Linked DNA regions of Mus musculus: region 1 is linked to region 2. A link is a loop called in an ENCODE intact Hi-C map of the cell type or tissue named here. Cell type or tissue: heart. All regions are shown on one strand. Each heading gives the region's core, and the rest is flanking DNA. Links, peaks and the distances in the headings are about the cores only.

Evidence for each region. Peaks named below come from ENCODE experiments on the same cell type or tissue, not always from the same donor. Only the 100,000 strongest peaks of a DNase experiment are listed, where the experiment ranks them.
Region 1: it touches region 2 in a loop (2.2-fold over the local background); 4 of 42 quality-filtered maps call a loop at or near these places.

Annotation. Positions count from the first base shown.
Region 1 is chr3:21,400,194-21,405,578 of GRCm38, reverse strand. No RefSeq gene overlaps it. Among named protein-coding and RNA genes, the nearest start is that of Gm31610, 87 kb to the left of the region's middle. In heart, for the core only: no CTCF peak of the experiment used is centred there; no DNase peak of the experiment used is centred there; H3K27ac peaks cover 321 bases.
Region 2 is chr3:21,350,035-21,355,419 of GRCm38, reverse strand. No RefSeq gene overlaps it. Among named protein-coding and RNA genes, the nearest start is that of Gm31610, 140 kb to the left of the region's middle. In heart, for the core only: no CTCF peak of the experiment used is centred there; no DNase peak of the experiment used is centred there.

The DNA.
Region 1 (5,385 bases), core at 82-5,081, 50 kb before region 2:
CCACAGGGCATCTGTCTCTATCCCTCACCCAGCCCATACACCCTTGGAGGAGTGGAGCCCTTTAGTACTTTTGACATCAACAAATTCAGTGGCAATCTTAGTCATGCCTTGAGAGAGAACACTGCCAGGAGCCACTAGCTACATAGACCATGACCTTACTTTTTATAGGTGTTAATGGCAGCTTTGCCTATAATCAGGTTTCTCTCTTAGTACAAGCTCTTAAGTTTAGAAAGGTGTGAGGTATGGTACATTTTAATCTATGAAGCAAGCCAGTGGCTCTGGAATTTGTGCACACTGGCTCCTGAGAGTCTGATGTGCTCATCACTTTCCAGCTTGGTCCTATCCCTCCCACTTAGTGGGAGAATTTTCCCTTAGGAATCTGGCCAAGCTTGTAGATCAGAGTTTTTCTCACCACAGAGTGGCTTGCCCAGTGTTTACCAGCACCGCCTTTCACCTGGGACTTGATTAAGTTAAAGGATTTACTAAACTACTCTGCATATGATATTCATAAAAGCCTCTTAATTTTAGCTGGAATATAATTATACGGAGTGTATTAATTACTTGTTCCTTCTCCACACACAGGGGTTAAAACTTCCTTAATTTGGCATGTAAATATATGCAAAATAGCAAACAATTCAGGTGTGTGCAGAGAACTCTGGAGTATTAACAAGGCAATCTTGATTACCCAGCTGCCAAGGAAAGCTCATTCCGAGCCTCGCTCCTGCACCACTACCTACCTCTAGGAACAAACTGATGAAAGCAGCCTTCTCTTAGTGACAAAGACCTGTCTTCTCTTTGGAGTAAAGGAAAAGAAATGAAAAGGAAAGAAAAAGCAAGTTGAAACAGAAAAATGCAGATGTCTTCATCATGAAGTCTTTTTTTTTTTTTTTTTTTTTTTTTTTTAAGAACTTCAGTTTGAACACCCAATTCTGTGTTGGCAATGCATGCTCAACACATAGCACTTCCTTAGAGAGGTGAGTATGTTTCTTGTCTCTATACAGTTTTCCTAATTCCCACACTGGACATTTCAGCATTTATAGTACCTGCTACAATGGATTTTGATAGAAGAATGTGTTAATAACTTTTTTTGTAGCTGGAACAAAATGCCTAACAACAGCAACTTGAGAAAGTGAGCGTGTATGTTGGTTCAGAGTTCACATTTACTCTGGTTCAGTATATCATCGTGGTGGGTGTAGAGAGTGTGGCTTGGAGAGGGGGGAGGGAGTGGTCACATTGCATCTACATCCAGAAAGCAGGCAGAGGCAACTGCTGTCACACCACTAGCTTTCTTTCCTTCAGCCCAGAGCCCTAGCCTGTGGGATTGTGCCATTCACGTTCAGAGTGGGTGTTTTCACCTCACTTAAACTCTGGAAATACTTTCACAGACACTCTGAGAAAAGTTTCTCCTGTGTGTTTCTAAGGCCTATCCCACAAACAATGAAGGCAAACCATCACAATGAAATTTAGTAAATATATGCTGAATCCATTATCTAAATGCCTCAATTTTCTCTTGCAAGAAATTAGAAAGTCCACATATTTGCATGTCAAAACAACCACTTCTCTTTCTCTGCCTAGACAAGCACATATCCTTATTACCACAAGGATTTCTAGTGGACTCTCTCATACTTGTCTCTACTTTGCAACAGGCACACTTTAGGGATATTGTGTGAGTAGGGATGAGTGTGCCCTGGGCTCAGCACCCGCATGTAATAGATATTATGTCATCAAAGTAGGAAAGACATGGAAAGATTTGTAATCATTTCCATAGTATCACCAGGGCTGTAACCACAGCAAATACAGGGGAGCAGAGGGGTCTGGATTCTTTCAAGTACTAGAGTCCTAAGCTGAGGGCTACATTGACACCTAGAGCTTTGGCAGAGGATCAAGTTTAGGAGCACATTGCCTTAGTTGGGGAAACAGAACGCCATATTTGGTTTGAAGCAAGGGCAGAAATATAGAGAAGACCTCAGGCTTTGCCAGACTTGAGTGACTGCAGATGAATAAACCAAGCTCACTGACAACCATCTGGTATGGGCTGGGGGCAGGTTGGGGGAGGGGATAGCTTACAAGGTTGTGAGGTAAATGGATGTGAATTTTGAGGGTCTACAAGGGATTTTGGAAAATTATGTAGGTGAGCTAGCTCTAAGTCATTCTGCTTTTAGGAAGGCCAGCAGGAGAGAATTATCATCTCTTCAAGGGGAAGCACAGACTGCTGTTAAAGGTAGTTAGCACCCATGGAAGGAGTTACAGAGACAAAGTTTGGAGCTGAGACAAAAGGATGAATCATCTAGAGACTGCCATATCCGGGGATCCATCCCATAATCAGCTTCCAAACACTGACACCATTGCATACACTAGCAAGATTTTGCTGAAAGGAGCCAGATAGAGCTGTCTCTTGTGAGACTATGCTGGGGCCTAGCAAACACAGAAGTGGATGCTCACAGTCAGCTATTGGATGGATCACAGGGCCCCCAATGGAGGAGCTAGAGAAATTACCCAAGGAGCTAAAGGGATCTGCAACCCTATAGGTGGAACAACAATATGAACTAACCAGTACCCCAGAGCTCTTGACTCTAGCTGCATATGTATCAGAAGATGGTCTAGTCGGCCATCACTGGAAAGAGAGGCCCATTGGACATGCAAACTTTATATGCCCCAGTACAGGGGAACACCAGGGCCAAGAAGTGGGAGTGGGTGGTTGGGGAAGTGGGTGAGGGAGCGTGTGGGGGACTTTTGGGATAGCATTGGAAATGTAAATGAAATAAATACCTAAAAAAAAAAGGTAGTTGATTATATCTACAGACTGACATTAAAAGGAAATGCTTTAGCCAGGCAGTGGTGGCGCACGCCTTTAATCCCAGCACTTGGCAGGCAGAGGCAGGCAGATTTTTGACTTTGAGGCCAGCCAGGTCTACAGAGTGAGCTCCAGGACAGCTAAGGCTATACAGAGAAACCCTGTCTGGAAAAAACCACCACCACCACCACCACCACTACCACCACCAAAAACAAAACAAAACAAAACAAAACAAAACAAAACAAAACAAAACAAAAAACCAAACAAAAGGAAACACTTTTCAGGGCCCTGTGGTGTCCACAGCTGAAGCCTCTGTGTTTGGCAACATGCTCGTATACAAGTCAAGCCCCTGCCTTCACTTAGGGCAGTCAACAGGGCCACTGTTCCCCATACGGACTGCATATCAAACAGTGAATCCCCATCCTTCAGAAAGAGGGCATTCTATGAACATAATGGAGCATGTGTCCTTCTTACCGGTTGGGACATCTTCTGGATATATGCCCAGGAGAGGTATTGCGGGATCCTCTGGTAGTACTATGTCCAATTTTCTGAGGAACCGCCAGACTGATTTCCAGAGTGGTTGTGGGTAGGGGATTGGGGGGGGGGGTGGGTATGGGGGACTTTTGGGATAGCATTGAAAATGTAAACGAGGAAAATACCTAAAAAAAAAAAAAAGTTAAAAAAAAAGAAAGAGGGCATTCTCTAGAAAGACTAACACTGGTATTTTGTGGAAAATATGTTACAAGGTGATACAAGAAGAGTTCTAGTTAGCATGTATTCTGATGTAACTGATTCAAGAGAGGGATAGCAGAAGTGACCCTAGGCTGTCACAGATGGTGCAAGCTTTTGGCAGTAAGCACTGCAGAGGAGAATTTAAACATACAATGGGTTGGTGGTAGAGATGTATCAATGGTCTTCATAATCTGCCTTGTAATAAGCTGATATTGAAGTCTTGTTAAGAGGAAGTTTCAGAGGTCCCTGACTAAAGGTTCATGAAAGAGAATCTTTGTGAAGGTATTTTCTTTCCTATTGTATGATGTCTAAGGCTCCTTGGTTGACTTTCTGGAATGTTGTAATTCCATTCCTATGAGTATCTTGTATAGGAAAATCTTGTCTTAGTATTTCATAAGATTATTTTGCATGTGCTATCAGTGGACTAGGCCTAAGATTAACTGACCTCAGAAGCCAGAGCTCACTGGAAACCCTCCAGGTCCAAGGTGGCAACAAGTAGCTACGTGAAGGAAGTAGTTTACACAGCTGAAGGGAGAGCTGAGTCAATAAGGAATTTGTCTGGCAAGCATGACAGTTCGAATTTATACAGTCAGTTCCCGAATAAAAAGCCAGCATGCTATGTGTGCATGCAATCCCAGTGCTGAGTAGCAGAGACAAGGGAGTCTCTGCTTCTTCTTGACAAGCCATGCCCGCCAAATTGGTAAGGCCCACGTTACAGTGAGAGTTTCTAGTTTCTGTCCAAATAAGATGAACATCTCCCAAGGAATAAGTGTTCACTTCTGAGGGTGAACCCTGTCCTTAACATATATGCAAATATATACACGTTCCCCTCCCACACTCCTTCAAATATGTATCCTCCCCACCCATACTCACAAACACACTCACACAAACCTATGAGAAAACAAGCAGCAGTTCTGGGGTAAAGCTCTACTGGACTCAAATTGTACCTTTGTTCCTATTTGGCCAAAGGATTTTGTAGACAGCAATACAGTAACTGTCTCCTCAGGTTTGTTAAGGGGCAAGTACAATGACAAGACTGAAGGTCTGGGGCTGAAGTAAGTGATCTATTGATCCTTATATCTCCTAACTTTAAATGTACCCGGCAGGCAGACCTTTCAGGTATCAAGCTGAGCTTTTCCTGGTCAGGCATGACTGGCTCAGCAGAAGAATGTACAGACACCTTCTGTATCCAATCTGTTCACAGATACTGCTTCTGAGAGTGGCTCAAGAAAAAGAAAACCCCCCAAACACACCCTTCTCCAGTATTGACTGTGTTGATGATGCAGTGGTAAAAGGACACATCTACTTGGATTTTCTCTCATATTTCCCTAACATCAATGATAGCAAAACACAGACAAATACACAAATAAAACCTACAAGGAGCTTAAGAAATGGAAGCTAGAATTCCATCCTTTTGAAAATCAACTGGACTCCTGTTTTCTGCTTTGTCCCTTCTCTGCTACCTCTTTCCCTTTCTTCTGGTTTTCTATCCAGCTTCGGGTTTCCCCCCACCCCCCTCTAGATCAGTTTTATAATCAGATTAAATTGTACTCAAATTATTTAATTTGCAATTGCAATTTAGAAGAAAATAACTTAAATTTTCTTCCACCTGAAAATTGTTGACTCCTGCAGTGTAGCTGTCTACTTAAATGTTAGTATGTACATATGATCTCTTCATTCAGAAATTATGCCCACACTATCCTAGCTTCTTGGTGCAAAGGGGCATTGTTCTTATCTGCTTCATGGAGCTAAAGGAGACTAAGATACAAACCCAGAGCAGTAAGGAAACAGCCAGCTCTCCCAGAATTTGACCCGCATCAGTTTTCTTAGGTTCCCAAAAGCCAGAATATTGCCCCAAA
Region 2 (5,385 bases), core at 224-5,223:
ACAAGGTATGTACCAGGTTAGTTTGTTTACAGAGAAGGTTAGAGTGTGAACACATGTGTGCCTAGGAGCAAATTGCCTTTGACTGCAGAGCTCTATCCTGCCCATCACGTGTTGGTCTAAAACTACTGATTCCACCTTTGTTCCCAATGTGAGATATTGCTTTCCAGGGGGCACTTAGGCAGGAGTGCCAGTTGTCTTTCCAGAGTGGTAGGGTGACATCTGAGACTGTCCTTGACCTTCACATGCACATACACATACAAATACAAGTGCATATACACACATGTGCAGCTAACACCCCCTTGCATCAGTACACACAAAACATTTTTTGAAAAGACAAATGCAGAAATGTCAGTAATCTCTTAACAGTTCATGGAACAGTCCTTTTTATTTTTTATTTTTTATTTTTTTACATTCCAGTCATTACCTGCTCCCTGTCTGCCCTTCTACACTTCCACATCCCATTCCTACACTCCCTTGTCTCCAAGACAATATCTCTACCCCCTACCCCACCTCACTCCACCCTACTCTCCAGCACCCCTTAACCCTCACCTCCCACCCTCCAACAACCTCCTCCTACCAGGCCTCACCACTCTCTGGGGCTTCAAGTCTCTCAAGGGTTAGGTATGTCTTCTTTCATTGAGTCCAGACCAGGCAGTCCTCTGCTGTATAAGTGCCAGGGGCCTTCTTCCAGCTAATACATGCTGCCTGTTTGGTGGCTCGGGGGTCCGAGTTAGTTGAGACTCCTGGTCTTCCTATGGGATCATTCTCCTCTTCAGCTTCTTCCAGCTTTTCCCAATTCAACCACAGGGATGATCTCCAACTTCAGTCCATTGGGTGTAAGTATCTGCATCTGTCTCAGTCAGCTGCTTAAGGACAGCCATTCTCTGCTCCTGTCTGTAAGCACACCATAGCACTAGCAACAGTGTCAGGCCCTGGAGTTTCCCCCTGAGATAGATCCAAGTTGGAATGGTCTCTGAGGGAATGAAGCAGTCTTAAAAGTTAACCAGAGAAATTTAGCCCCAAATTCAGTTTTCTCATAGAGAATTTTATTAGTCTACTGATAATATTTTTAAAAAGTTATTACCATCAATCAGACTAATGTAAAAAGTGTTGTGTTTAATGTGTGTAGGTAATACTGCATACTGAAGAAAAGTTACCATATATTTACTGAATGCAACAAGGAATTTCATGTAATCAGATTGAAAAATTATGAACCAGAAGTTTATTCTAGGTGCAGGGTGTATGATAGTATTCATGGTAAGTATGCTAATGAGCTACATTCAGGTAAGTGCAAAGGGACCCTTATCCTTGAGAAGTGTGGCAACAAATACTTAGAGGGACTGGAATCTTTGTCTACAATATTCATAATAGCTAAAGTCTAATTTTTGTCCAATATGTGATATAAACTTTCCAAGAGGAAGTGAGATGTTGTGAAAATTTAGTAGAACCCTCATGACTTGTTGTGTTGTTGTTTTCTGTAAAAATGAAGATTGGCTGCTCTAGCTGGCCCACATAGTCTGGTATTCTCCCATTCAATGTGCTTTGTTGACATTTCAAATAGTTTTGGATTTGAATGAATGAATGTGGTGTCAAAGTGTTACAGGTAATTCATCCATTCCATTATGAGCAGACCCAAGTCACTTACAACATATAATATAGATCCTGCTGGGAAGTCTAATACAGGAAATAACCCTGTGGGCAGTGATATGCATGACTGCCAAGAAATATTTGCTGGACTAAGTTATTCACTAAAGATTGATCAAAATATTCTTCTTTTCTATAATTAATTTCATAAGCATCTACATGTCTGGATTGATACCAGAAAAATGGAAAGTGCCAAAACAACACTCCATTTCTCATGGAGTGAAATGTAACTCAAGAGTCTAGGTAGTTTGTGTGTGCTTGCATGTACTCATGTGTATGCATGTATGTGTGTGTTTAAGAGTGTGTGTGTGTCTATGTGGTACACGTCAAAAAACAATTTTGTGTATCATCCCTCAGGTAGCTTTCCCTTTGTTTGAGACAGAACTTCTCACATAGGTTAAAGGAAGCAGCCAGCAATCCTCCAGATATCTGTCAGTCTATCTTGTCGTTGCTTGGATTATAAACGTGTATCACTGTGACTAACTTTTCATATGGGTTCTGGGAACCTAATCCCAGGTTCTCACATTTTACTAGGTGAGCAATTTCCTCAGATGCATGTGGATTTTATTTTTAAAATGGCACATTAGGGGTTACAGGCATACAGCATTTATAGTCCTTGGGATTTCATGCTCAACACTGGAAAGACTCTATGAAAGCAAATTGCTGGACCTTAGAGCAGACACAGTAGTCCCACTTTGCTTAACATCTTTTAGAAAAATGCAAAGATCAATAGATTAAGATAGTTACAGCTATTGGAAAAATGAAGAATATATATATATATATTTTTTTTTTTGCTCATATTTCCTTCAGGATATTCTGGCTGTGGTTTGTTCATTCTCTTTATGGAATGTACTTCAGTAACTCCAAATGACTGGCACCTTTTGCACTGTGGCTTAGCCCTGAATTGTTCACCCCTAAAGCTCTTTCCAGTTTTATGTGATGCTCTTTGTATCTGCTTCATCCTTAGTTATGGCAACCTGTGTATAAGGAATAGAACAGCCTCAGGTCTCAGGTCTCAGAAAACTGTCCTCCTCAGCATCATTATGCAGACTTTGCCTTGGATCAATAAATGAATAGATGAATAAATGAATAAATCAATGTGAATTCAAGACTCACCGAGGGAGCTTTCTCTTTTCCCCTCCTTACCAAATTCCCCCTTCTCCCTCTTCCTCATTCTTCCTCTATCTCCCTCTCTATCTGTCTCTCTGGTGCAGCTTTCTCTCAGTTCTTTCTCCATCAAGTCATCCTAAGCTCTACCTCCTTCTTTCATTTTTTTTTCATCCAGCTTTTCTCCCATATCCTTCTCCTCCCCTAACTTACTTTTACAGTCTATCAGATATTATCATAGAACCTTACTGTACCTGGAGCTGGAGCTCGAGTGGGGACAGGTCTGTGGGTGAACAGGCTTGCTGATATGTGAATATTTGCTTTTTACTGTTCCTTTCTGTGAGGGCCAACTTTGCCTGGCCCAGTGTGACCTCAACCCCCACTCTCTTCTTTCCATTGTAAACTTCTGTCCGTACCAGTCTCTAAGGTCACACACCGAGGAAAAATAACTGTCAGGCAGCATGAAGTTATTTAATGATGACTTAACAGAGCCTGGGAATAAAGTCCTGTGAGCAATTTGTTATATATTTAATTTAGGAAAGATTGTTACAGTATCAGAGGAGGAAAGGAGGAAAATATATGGCTACCCATAAAAATGCAGTAAAAACATGCATATAACCCTTCTGTTATGTTGAAATACTGTCATTCTGTGATTAAAGTAGGGCAGCAAAGTGGATGCTGTTGAGTGCTGTGCCAGGGTGGCGTAAGGGAGTGAGGAGAGATCCAGCTTGTGGGCTTTATCTTTTCTGGAGCACCAAGAAATGAAAATGTCACAAAGTCCAGGAGAGCAGAAATTCTGAGCTTCTAAAAGGAGAGCCATGTAAATGGTGAACCAGATGGGCCATGAAATGAACCTGAATTTAGAGCCATATGAAACCTGTTTTCTGTAGCCTGACAGATTAACAGGAGCTAAGGTCTAAGTCTCATGATCTTGGGAGAGAGGCTAGTGTCATTCATTCTGAATGGGTAGAGGAAAAAAACCTGTTTTTAAATCTTACTCTTGGTAGTAATTTAAAATGTTATCAAATACATACATACATGCATATGTAAAAGGACATACAGAGATGTTTGTAGGAAGTGATCAAGGACACTAGGAGTTGTAAAATGCATGGTTTTACAAGTGGGATACAATTGTTGTGACATTTCTCAAAGGTTGACTAGATGCTCTCAGTGCTTCTCAGAAGCAGCAAGACCAGGGGCCACAAAGGATGGGGAGAAAGTGACAGTTCCTTCTATCTTTTGGCTCACTTTCACCTAGTCACTCTTAGAGGATATTGCAGCTTTGCTTGACCTTTAGATTAGCACTTGGAAACTCAGGAAAAGGAGGTAGAAAAAGAGTATAACAGAAGCATTGCTGTGCAGTGCAGGGAGCAAACCTCTCTCAACCCCAGCTCCTGTCACCTCAGACTTTTCATGATGAAAACAAAAAAAAATATTTCCTTAGTGACTGCCAAGTCAGGTCTTCAAATGTATCTGTGTCCAGCTACTTCAGTGTGTCACTCAGTGTATATCTGCAAAACCAGACATTATTTTCTCCTTTCAGTGAATCAAGAATTAGACATGTATGATGATTAGCTTGATTGTCAATTTCATGTAACTTTGTGCTACCTGGAGATCATTTCAATGAAAGGGTATTTATATTGGGTTAGCCCAGGGACATGCCTGTCAGGGCTGGTCTTAATTAAGTTAATTACCTGGGAAGATGCAGTCCCAATGCAGGCTACACTATACTCTAGCCACCTGTATAAGGATGGCGACATCTAGCTTGTGCAAACAAGCAGATGAGCATATGCACACTCATTTCGCTCTGCATTTGACTATGGATGTGACTGGCTGCATCAAGTGGCACGCTATAACATCCTTACAATGATAGTTTGAAACCTGGAACTGTGAATTGAAATAAACCTCTTTCTTTTTTAAGTCACTTTTGTCAGGGTGTTTTATTGACAGTAACAGGAGCTAGAACAATGTGAGAATAGCTCATGAGATGTTATTTGCATACCCCAGATGCACAGATTCAATAACTCTCCATATCACATATTCCTTCAAAGGAAGAACTTTGGAAGGAAATATGGACCCGAGAGTCTGAGAAAGCATGTGCAAAGGGCAGGTGTTGGTGAAAAACCTCAACAGAACAAACAATAAAAATGGCGGCAACCATTGGAATGTTGCTGAAAGGTTAAATGTATGATGTTTCTTACCCAGCTTTCCCAGTTTTCATATTGGCTCTGAAAGACAAGTATTCTACATTTTACAAATACAGAAAGTGAGGTTCTTTGGGTCCTCTGTAGTCACCAGGAGAACTCTTTGTCTGTAGAATAAGAATAGGATTAATAAACTCTCTTGCCAGAGAATGGACAAAACAGTCATTCCTACTACATCTTTAGATAGTTAGAGGCAAAGAAAAAATCATGCAGCTCAGAAATTCAAAGGCTTGCGAACTGGGGTGGGGAAGAACAGGCTTTAGGCTGTGGGGTTCTTGGATTTTTAACATTTGGTCACAGATTGAACATTAGGGGTACGTGGCCGTGTAAGCTTCTCAGGCATCTCAGGTCTGAGGTGGCTTTGTGTCTTTTTGGGTTGGAGATTTTCAGCAAGTCAGTTATACCTGGCTCTGAGGCTAGACTGGTTCCA